Linked DNA regions of Homo sapiens: all the other regions are linked to region 3. A link is a contact called in ENCODE Hi-C or POLR2A ChIA-PET data. All regions are on one chromosome and are shown on one strand. Each heading gives the region's core, a stretch centred on a gene start or an enhancer-like site at or near the end of the contact. The rest is flanking DNA. Distances are from core to core; before and after follow the strand shown.

Region 1 (3,539 bases), core at 918-3,417, 810 kb before region 3:
AACTTCACACACCCTTCAATCTGCATTTTATTCCTGGATATATACCCAAAAGAAATTTTAGCATGTGTGTACCAGGAGACTTGGACAAGAATATCTATTTGATTTGTAACAGCAAAAACCTGAAGCGACACAGATCCAGGCAAATGAGATAATAGGTAAATAAGTGTGGTATAGTCATACAGTTGACTACTGTATAGCAGTGAAGATTAAGAACTATACACTATAGTCATCAACGTAGGTGGTACTGAATTAAAAGAGCAAGTTACAAAAGAATAATTATATAAAGTTCAAAGCCAAGCAAAATCAAATAGTACAGTGTTTAGGGATAAATGCCTATGTGGTAAAACTAAAAAGAAAAATGAAGAAATAATAAACCCAGTTTTTTTCTCAAGAAGCCTACTTTCTAACTGGGGAGGTGGCTCACTCACATGCACTAAACCATGTCTCTGGATTGGGGAAGATGAATAGATTGGGAGAAAGGTACACAAGGCTTCAAAGGTGTTGCTAATGTCTGATTTCTTAAGCTCAGTGGTGGGTATGCAAGTATCCATTTTATTATTATTCTTAGGCCTTATACTTAGGTTATAAATATGCTTTTTGTATTATTTATTTACAGTTTTTCGTTACTGAACAGAAACATTCAAAATGAGGGAAAACTTTATTAGAACCAGTTTGAGCAGTCTACACATTTCTCTTAGAGACACCATAGGATGGGTTTTTGAGATAGAGAGTTAGGATTTTTAAACATGACTGTGCACATTTCTGAGACCCAGTTTTCTTGTTTGTCAAATGGGGATAATACTTAACACATAATGTATTGTTAGGATGAAATTTGATCATATATATTTTTATAAACCCTAGCTTATGGACTGTCATATATTAAGTATGTAATATATACAGGTCATTGTTATTATTATTAAAATATAATATTACAGTAGTGAAGAGTTCTTTAAAAATAAACAGAAATAGAAATTACAGTTGGTCTTTTGAAATGAAACATACTGAGGTTATATTAAATGAATGCTGCATTATTTATAATATTGCTCTCGAATGTGAGGAGTATGTATGTGAGGAGTATGTTTTATTCGAAGGACTAAAAATAACTGCTGTACATCATCTAAACTTTCTCACATTTTGCATGGGACATTTACACATAATGTGTATTTTGTCCATCACATCAGGCTTGATTACTAACAATTACTACGGGTCTTCAGAGAACCGGCATTGAAGATCATTCCTATTAATGTTCACCTCCCATCAAAAGAAGATTAAGGAGAAAAGTAAGATAAAGTTCAAAGAGGAGATTTAAGGTGACAGGTCTGAGCAGACATGGCCAAGAAGTGACACTTCAAATTACCCAAGGACCTAGAGACAGGCAGAGACCTTTGAAGGTCAGGGTTTTATATGGGCTCACCATCTGGATGACTTCATTTAATGAAATTGTATCAAAGCGAGCGGGTTTTACAACCCCAGAGAGGTGGGCTTGGGGTAGCTTCCACTGAAAAGTCAAATTACTTCACAGAAAAACAAAACAAAACCAAAGGTTATGTTGCTAAAACTTTTGAACCAAAAGGAGAAGACAGAATTTCCTCCAATCACAAGGAACCAAGAAAAATATCACATTTCCTGGCTGCCCACTCAATTTACCACCCCCCGCCCAGTCCCCTTTAGTAACAGAGAAAGAAATCACAGTAGTGAATTAATAAAGCAGTGAGCCAGACTTTCCTTCCTCGTGTGATTCAGCCCCGCAGTTGGGGTGGCGGGGGGGCGGGTAGGGAGCGAGTTCTTTAACACTGAGCGCTCTGGACTGGCTTTCAATATTAGACATCCGGAGTTTTTGAAAATTAACACTGGAACAAAAGTGACTATCATACTCCATGTCCCCTTCACCCGCCCTCAGTCACAACTTTATTTTAAGGTTTCTTTGAGGCTGATTAAAAAAAAAAAAAAAAAACAACCTAATGGGAAACACTATCTAGAAATGGAGAAATCAAACCAATACTAAAGCATGTTGTAGCAATTGCCACCACCTATGATTGATTTTATTATAGGAAAAATGTGTTTTACCATAAATGACACTCCTTAAACTCGGTAACCAGCCTCCTTCCTCTCTCTTTCCAGCATATCTAGTTAATCATACATGACTGCAGCAAGGTGATGCAATAGTTTCAATGTAACTGCCTTATCTAGGCATGCAATGAGAAGACCTGTGTGGTTGAGGAGATGCAGACACTCACAGCGTGGCCCCTTGGGCATAAGAATAGTGGTGAGAGTTTTTCCACTGAGTCTTGCAGGGGTATTTGTGGCACCTGTACCTTCTGGAAGGTGCCCCCAAAACCCGGAGATCAGATAGGACTCCAGGGCACTGTGCTGACTTTCTTGCCCTGTGCTTACATTTCTGAGACAAGGATCTAAGAATAAATTCAATTTCCAGTCCCCTCACTTGCTTTGTGAGTTTTCAAAACCCGAAAAGGCCTACCTAAAACAGCATGCACATCCAGAGGTACTCCTGTTAACCGCTAGTGGCATTGACGACTATGAGATGCCCCATTGGCAAGGAGATGCCCCCTCGTTTTTGAGTCCCCCACTGACATTCTCAGGATGATGTCTGTTGGAGACACACTTCTAGCAGGTAAAATTCACACTAACAGGCAGGGTGAACTCTTCCAGACCACCAGAGAAAAAGCAACACTTCATGCTAAAACTTGGACAATACAAGTGTAAAAATACTACCTGGGGCCAGGTGCGGTGGCTCATGCCAACAATTTGGGAGGCCGAGGCGGGCCAATTTCTTGAACTCAGGAGTTCAAGACCAGCCTGGGCTACATGGTGAAAATATCGATAGATAGATAGATGATAGATAGATAGATAAAAAAAAATTTTAAAGCCAACTACCGGGGGTGGTTGTCTCTCCCAGCTGAGAATGAAGGAATCCTCCAAGCACAACTCTCTGTGGAATTCACCATTATCATTCTCTAGCACATGATAGAGCATTCTAGAAAGTGCCCCAAAGCTGCTTTCTCACCCAGGAATAATGAGCCTCAGATGTGAGCTGGGGCTAAAAGGTACCTGGACAACTGCCCTCCTCTGAGGAGGAGAGGTTGGGCCTTGGTGCCCAGAGCAGTGGTGAGTAGTCATCTTATCTCCTTTTACTTCCTCTGTGAAGCCTCTGCACTGGATTTTGACATCACAGATCAATATGATCCTATCCACTATATGCAATTCACAGAAGAACTGTGTAAAATACTTGAATAGAGATTCTGACTTCTAGTTACAAGTTGTTCTCACTGTTAAAAAGGAAAATTGGCCTCGGTCGTTTCTTAACAATGCTACCATTTACTTCAAGAAGAAAATTGTGGGCTTTAACCTTTGCGCATTTGATTCTTCCGCACGGCCTTCCAAGGAACTAGGGTAAATGGACAAATAGTTCTTATAATTTAATACCGCTGTTTAAAAATAGATACTGTACTGAATTTTTTGCTAATTATATTAATAACTTCAAAGCCTTTTATGGAGGATGCTTGCTGGAAACAGAAGGT
Region 2 (3,393 bases), core at 427-2,926, 730 kb before region 3:
AGCCTTACTAAGTAGATGCTATGATTATCTTTATTTTAAAGATGTGAAAACTGAAACTTTGGAAGGAAGTTCTGAAACACTATTGTGGGGCATAGAGTATCAAGTTTAGTAAGGAAAAGAAAAATGATTATAAGAGAGAATCGAGGGTCCAACTGAAGATGGATGGCATGAGTTTAAGACAAAACTCTCAGCACAATTCCATGTTTACCTCAGCCATGTTCTGCAACTTGGAGCAGTTGGTTGAGCTGACTGAGACTTCGAATACAATGGTTAGGAAAACAGTAACCTCTTTGCGTTCCACGTTGGACTTAATGACTATGAGTCATGTCATATATAGGAGGCAAGTTTTTCAGTGGAGATAGGAACAACTGAAATATGTTCTTCAGCCTAGTGGAGACAAGTAATTGTCATTGGCTGGTGAGTGTTTCAGATACTTCAAAGCATGGGTTGTGCTTCACCCCACCCTCTCTAGCTAAACTCCTTGGCTAATGGCCTGCATGATCTTAACTTCATTCCGGAAATACTGGTTAAGAGGATTTGGGACAGGCCATTTGGAGGCTGGTGAACCTGACAACTTACACAACCTACATTTGCAAAGCCCAGTTATTTTCTGACTAATGGGTCAGAAAGAGGGGGCAGAAGAGGAGAGAGAAATCTTCACCAAACAAACAGCCAGGCCATCTGGGTGGAGTTGCTTAAGGCAGTCACAAAAAAATGATCACATCATTTACCTCTCATTTAACAAGGGCAGAGCAGGGATACTAGCTGTGAGACACTTCTGCTCCGGGAAAGGTAGGAGCATTTGTACAATCTTTCCAGTATAGGGGAAGGGGGACATGGGAGTAGAAGTTGGATTGTTGAGTCACGAAGCAAATAGGTGTCTTTTTATTCTAATTAACTTGAGAAAGAAAGAATTTGGTATTATATCAACCCAGCACTTAAACTTTTTACCTTCATTGTATAAAAACTGTTTGTGAAAATTGTGCCACTATGACTTACTTTTTGATACGGATAATGGAGCATTCTCTAAAGGGAGCAGATGGAATGATGAGGAGGTTCAGAGTAGTGTCAATCATCAGGAAAGAGGGTGGCCCTGTTGGCCTGGGGGTGAGGGGAGAGGCTCTGACAAAGGTGCTCAGTCCCCAGCCAGGCTGCATGTGGTTCTTGTCTACCTGGGTCCACCTGAAAAGACACTACCAGATTGATTTGGGGTGTATCCTGGGCAGTGAGACTTTTGAAAGTGCATTGGTTGATTCTAATGCACAATCCAGTTGAGAACCACTGTTGAGGGAGCAGGGTGCCTGAATCATGAAATAAAAAGAGGCTTTTTATGGGAAAGGCTCTCTATCTCTCTTCTTTAACACCAGGAAAGGAGCTGTATTAGTGATAGGAAGTGATGGGGAAGCCAATGGGGGCTCAAAAGAAAGAAAGCTTTGATGCTTGGTACTGAAATGGAAGTGGCGTGGTAAGTGGAGGAGCCCCTGATGCTGGAAATGATCAAGGAGAAGGTGGACAACCATTGACTGGGAAGGCTGAACTAGCCCAGTGATGGCTAGATAGTGTCAGGAGGACCAGAAGCAACCTCAAGTCCCTTCCCCTTCACTCAGGGCAGCTCAGTTTTCTCTCTTTTTCTGTATTGGTTTGGGTTTCCCCATAAAGATTTCCTTTGAAGAAAGAGTCTGCTCAAAAAAACTTTTAAAACCACATAACTAGTTGACCTTTATGGCTATTACCAATCTGAAGTTCTGTAGCATTAAATCTTCTTTGATGTTTTCTAAGAAACCAGGCTACTGATTGATCCATTCTTCCAAAGGCCAAGGGGGAAAGGAAGGAGAGCTTACAAGGGTGGAAAGCATGAGTAGAAGAGGGGAGACTTCTCTTAGCTGAGGGCCAGGGCAGGAGCCCTTAACCCTGTCTAGGCTTGGAACCACCTGGGAACTTTTCAGTAAGACACCCTCCCAAAGCAGTGATATCAGTCTCTGGGGATGGTGCCTGGGCGTGGGTATTCATGAAATGCAGCAGAGTTGAGAACCACTGGCTTAATAGATGGGCACTGAGGAGAACTCTTTTTATACATTGAGGCCAAACATGTTAGACAACCACGAACACGGCAGTTCTTAAACTTCAGCTGCATCAGAATCACCTAGGCTTGTTCAGACAGATCACTGGGCTCCACCCCCAGAGTTTCTGATTTAGTAGGCCTGTGATAAAGCCAAGAATTTGCATTTTTAACAAGTTCCAGGTGATGCTGACACTGCTGATCTGGGGGACCACACTTTGAGAACCACTGCTTTAACAATAGGAATTTACTTTTGACCTTAAAAACAACTCCCTAACATTGGCAAGCGATTGATAGTGTGCACCCTTGATGATATGATATAATGAGAATGGCACTTTGCCTCTGTGGTCTCCCTCCCATTAAATGCATTAACTCAGTCTAATCATGAGTAAAACATCAGACAAAACCCAATGGAAGGACATTCTACAACATACCTGACCAGTAATCCTCAAAACTATCAAGGTCAGCAAAGCCAAGGAAAGTCTAAGAAACTGCCACAGCTAAGAGGAGCCTAAGGAGACATGACTACTAAATACAATGTGGTATCCTGCATGGAATCCTGGAATAGAAAAAGCACATTAGGGGCAGGGCACGGTGACTCACACCTGTAATCCCAGCACTTTAGGAGGCTGAGGCAAGCAGATCACTTGAGGTAAGGAGTTTGAAACCAGCCTGGCCAAGATGGTGAAACCCCATCTCTGCTAAAAATACGAAAATTAGCTGGGTGTATTGGCGGGCGCCTGTGATCCCAGCTACTTGGGAGGCTGAGGCAGAAGAATCACTTAAACCCAGGAGGTGGAGGCTGCAGTGAGCCGAGATCGTGCCACTGCACTCCAGCCTGGGCAACAGAGTGAGACTCCATCTCAAAAAAGAAAAAGGAAAAAAGACATTAGGGAAAAGCTGAGGAAATAATGTATCAATACTGATTCATTGGTCATGACAAAGGTACCATATTAATGTAATATGTTAACAATAGGGGAAACTCAGTATTAGGTAGGGAGCGCTCTGTACCATTACTGCACTAATTACATTACTGCACTAATTACATTAATTCTGTAATTTTAAAACCATTCTAAGATAAGCAGTTTATTTGAAAAAAAAAAAAAAAAAAAAAAAAAAAAAAGAACTTCCTGACTGCTGAAATACAGACCGTTCCTGATTGTGGTTATGGAGGAGGTGTCTTCAAAAGCATCAAGGAAAAAATATCAAATAATTGTATTTGTTTGACTGAAGACTTATCTGGATACAGGAGGTGAGTTACATAACATACCTTTATCTCTTTTTCTATGTGCTTGTGTGACTCAGATGATTGTGTGACTTTGAAATAATTTTTA
Region 3 (3,775 bases), core at 843-3,342:
TCAAGCTTTCTAGTCAGTGTCTGGCAAATGGAAATTTTTTCAAGAATCTTAGCTATTATTGTAATTCTTATATAGTCTTTGAAACAACTCTGTAAAGTTGCCGTTGTTTTTCCCATTTCATCAGAGTGAGCCAAAGTTCAGAAAGTTCAAGCCCAAGGACATCTACCTGAGCTGCTGTGGTGAAGCCACGCAGTCCATGTTCTTCCCAGCCACATTTTGCTGCCAAAGGCTAAATAATTCAGCAAGATTCATCACAAAATTCAACAATATGCCCCATGAAAAATCTGTCTTCGACTGTTTGGAGGGTGGGCATTTTGTCCTTTAGGACAGATATTGAAAGAGGCTTCTGGATATCACTCTGATATGAAGCGGCTATTTTAGGATTTCAGGATGATTTCTTATAAGAAAGAGCTGGTATACTAACAGTAATTAATCTTTTACTTGCCAGAGGGAAAGAAATACTTTACAATGTCTTCATTATTTTTTCCTATTTCAGAGTTTTCCAATGTCTGAAGGCAAATATGCCTATCAATTGCAAATCACAAATTCTCAACCTGGACTCTGAGGCATGGTATTGAGTAGAATGCTATAAATATGACCCAGCTGTTAACTTTGCATGTTACAAACAGAGATGTTTCATAATGGCTCATCAAGTGACTTATAAACATCAATGATGCAAGACAGAATAACTTGTTTTTTTCTACTATACCATGATGTTAAATACATCTTCTGTATTAGATTTTGTTACCTACATTCTCCCTTTGTTTATTTTTGAAAAATAAAATCCTTTTTATGGTACTCCAGACATACATTTGCATATCAGAGAGTTGGTAAAAAGAAAAAAAGAGAGAGTTATTTGGTATAAAAAGGAGTCATTAAAGACTTTAACATCAATTTGGAAAATTCAAGAATTAAGGCAGAAGACTATCATGCAAAAAGCAGTAAGTTCAAAGTAAGAGTTTAAAAAAGCAAGGGAGATTGTGGGAAATGAGCTGCCACCTTTTTTTCCCAGATTTTTATCTCATTTTAACTTTCTTTTAGGTACAATGGATGCAGACATGTCTGTAAACATTACTAATTTGAAATTACTCCTCTTGAATTTGAAGCGTATTATTTGATGGAATACTGTAAATGTGCTCACAGATGTTTCCTCACATGCTTCAAAACATAGGTGTCCCAACATGGTCAGCCAAGTGGCTTTTAAATATTGATGATGCAAGAAAAATTACCATGTTTTTATATAATTGGGCACCATTGAGGTTTTGCAAGGCTTCAGATTTTACTGGTAATAAAAGCTATAAATTGAGTCTTCCCTTACTACCAATCTCTTCATCTCAGACCTGCCCCAAAACCCTACTTGTCTGACATAATAAACAGTTGAACCCCAGCATAATTAACCAATTTTATAAGATGGTTTTATGATCAACCTAGAATATAGATGATACAAATGTCTTCCCATGTTACAGGGTGGCAAGCCGATTTTCATCAGACATTTATGAGGAGATCATTTTCTCTGACCACTTCATTCCCAAGGCCAGGGCTGATGGGAGGTAGGGTAGGTGGTGAGGGAGACAGTGAGGAAATGGAAGTTCTATCACCAAGAAAATTTCCTGGTGAGTGTGATATCAGGCAGTGAGAGAGTTTGAGAAGCAAAGAGCAGTGGTTTGCTTTTATTTTTTGGTTTTTGTTTTGTGGTGGTGGTGTGGGGTTTGTTTTTAGTGACAGGCTTTAAATCACAAAGAAACATTTCAAAAGTAAATGACATTTAACTTGAATAACTGGACAAATGATTCTTCTAACATCATCTGAAGAGAAGCTATTTACCTTCTGATGCATTGGTGAGGGGCCATATGGTGTTGTTATGCCATTTATGCATAGGAATTCCTGTTTTCATACTGAAGTATGTACACACACACATATATACAGTGTTAGTTCTACTGCTCTCTCATCAGTGGATTTCAGAGATATTTCCATTTAGTCTCATTGAAGGTCTGGTGTGGGAGGATATGAGAGAGGAAGTCACTGGGCCCATGGGAAACTGAGTTTGGGTGCAACCTCTGAAGCCAGAAGAAGGGGAAGCCACCAGTAACCTAGTTATCTCATCCAGGCAACCAGTGATGATTTACATGCACAGCTGTCCTCAGACAGCCCTGCTGCATGGCTGACAATTACAGGATGGTTGAAACCCTGCTCTCTGTGTCTAGTAAATATTATTTCTATTGTCATGTCAAAACACTAGGCCTTTTTTCAATTATTCAGCTTTTCTTTTACAATCATCGATTGTACTGTGGAAAAAACCTCAGGAGAAAACTCTATTATATACCAGCCAGAATCCTTTAACGAGTAATTTTGCACATTTACCATAAACTTAAACTTGAATCTTACACTCTTCAGTGTTTTGGGTTGCAAACAACAGTAGATTTTCTGGCTAACCTGAATTTGTTAGAAGGATATAAATAAGCTCCCAGCGTTGTTGGGAAAACTCAGCATACTTAGGCAGAAACGAAGGTAGGCAAAGCCCCGCCAACATCCTGCAGGGACCTGCTGATCCCGGGTGCTTGCTATTACGCCACTAGCCTACACCTGACATCACAAATAATATGCAAGTGGCTGAGCCTTTGAGATGCCCAGCCACGCTTTGGTCACATGACCATGCTCCAGCAGCCAGGGGTCAAAGAGTCGAAGAAAGATCGTCCCCCTTTGACTTCCATTGCGGCGAGGGACAAGCCCTGTCCCTCACCCATCTTCAGATTCTCCCCAAACAGGAAGGATACTGGGCATCCAGAAGCACAAAATGTTTAGGGCTTGGTGGTCGGTGCTTTAACTACATTTCCTCACTTAATTATGACAACAGCCGCGTCACTCCTGTCTTAAAGATGAGAAATCAAGGCTCGAAAAAGACAAGCAATTGCCCATCATGGTGAGATCTAAGATATTGAAGCCCCATTGCACACATCACAGAAATCTTACATTATGATTAATCTCACTCAAATGTTAGGTGTCTTTGAGTGTATTTCCTTAGAAAAGTTGTGATCTGAATGTGGTAACACTCTTGACCAAAACACAGGTTTCATTAAAAAACAAAACAAAACCATTTCTTCAAACACAGCCGTGTCATAATAAGAGTCTTTAAGAATAAGTTAGTGCCTGTCTATTCCATATTACAAGCTGAAAGCATAATTTCTTTAAGCTTAGCTGTCAATTTATCTGAAAATATGGAAGGAATAACATATTCTTAGTTTACAACAAGGAATTTATGGCTTAAAGATGCTTAGAGGGGACTGTTTTTTTGCTTCTGCGTAGAACCACAGCACGCTACTGACCTCCTGTGGCCATATTTCAAGGTACTGTCTTCTATTTAAAAGGAGCTTCTTCAAAGAGAACAGCAATTGCAGGAGAGGTCCCCCGGGTGTTTGATCCTGATGTGTCATCATTGAGAAACTAGTTGTTGTTCTACTCAAATGTGGAATTACTGAGCCAGTAAGTCCAACTGTGCTCTGCCCAAAAGCTACAGTCTTGTTCCTAATAATTTGCCCAAGTCTTTGCCCACAACATAACTTCTATATTTTTAAAAAATATTCACTGAGCACCTATTGGGTTTGGGGCATCTGACAAACACTTTACCTTGTCTCATTTAATCAATGCAACAACTATATTATTGCCATTTTATAGAGAAATTGAAGTTCAAGGAAGATCAGTAATTTTTCCCAAAATCAGAGGCACAAAATGGGATTTTGATCAAAGGATTCAATCCCCTTCCCCATCTTCAAGGTCT

What was found. A loop is a pair of places that touch in the nucleus more often than their neighbours do. ChIA-PET counts read pairs that join two places held with the same protein, here RNA polymerase II (POLR2A). Pooled maps may share reads with other maps.
Region 1: a loop to region 3 is called in a pooled map, with 2.8 times the contacts of the local background. The contact joins two enhancer-like sites. A Hi-C loop is called at or near these places in 8 of 37 single-sample maps with no recorded cell type and 5 of 50 pooled maps.
Region 2: a loop to region 3 is called in a pooled map, with 2.5 times the contacts of the local background. The contact joins two enhancer-like sites. A Hi-C loop is called at or near these places in 5 of 37 single-sample maps with no recorded cell type and 3 of 50 pooled maps. POLR2A ChIA-PET finds 5 or more read pairs at or near these places in 3 of 52 experiments (GM12878 and activated T-cell).

What each region holds. Positions count from the first base shown.
Region 1 is chr6:137,903,324-137,906,862 of GRCh38, reverse strand. No RefSeq gene overlaps it. Among named protein-coding and RNA genes, the nearest start is that of WAKMAR2, 37 kb to the right of the region's middle. RefSeq lists enhancers at 1,434-1,523, 1,704-1,753. Within about 2 kb of position 2,167, at least 4 of the 41 ENCODE cell types and tissues checked have a DNase peak (open chromatin) inside an H3K27ac peak, as active enhancers do.
Region 2 is chr6:137,826,839-137,830,231 of GRCh38, reverse strand. The region is part of intron 3 of WAKMAR2 (wound and keratinocyte migration associated lncRNA 2); the gene reads left to right. Among named protein-coding and RNA genes, the nearest start is that of TNFAIP3, 39 kb to the left of the region's middle. RefSeq lists enhancers at 2,031-2,080, 2,101-2,230. Within about 2 kb of position 1,676, at least 7 of the 41 ENCODE cell types and tissues checked have a DNase peak (open chromatin) inside an H3K27ac peak, as active enhancers do; they include GM12878, where a contact is called at or near this core.
Region 3 is chr6:137,094,093-137,097,867 of GRCh38, reverse strand. No RefSeq gene overlaps it. Among named protein-coding and RNA genes, the nearest start is that of IL20RA, 51 kb to the right of the region's middle. RefSeq lists enhancers at 1-3, 599-768, 1,682-1,821, 3,229-3,478, 3,499-3,548. Within about 2 kb of position 2,092, at least 4 of the 41 ENCODE cell types and tissues checked have a DNase peak (open chromatin) inside an H3K27ac peak, as active enhancers do; they include GM12878, where a contact is called at or near this core.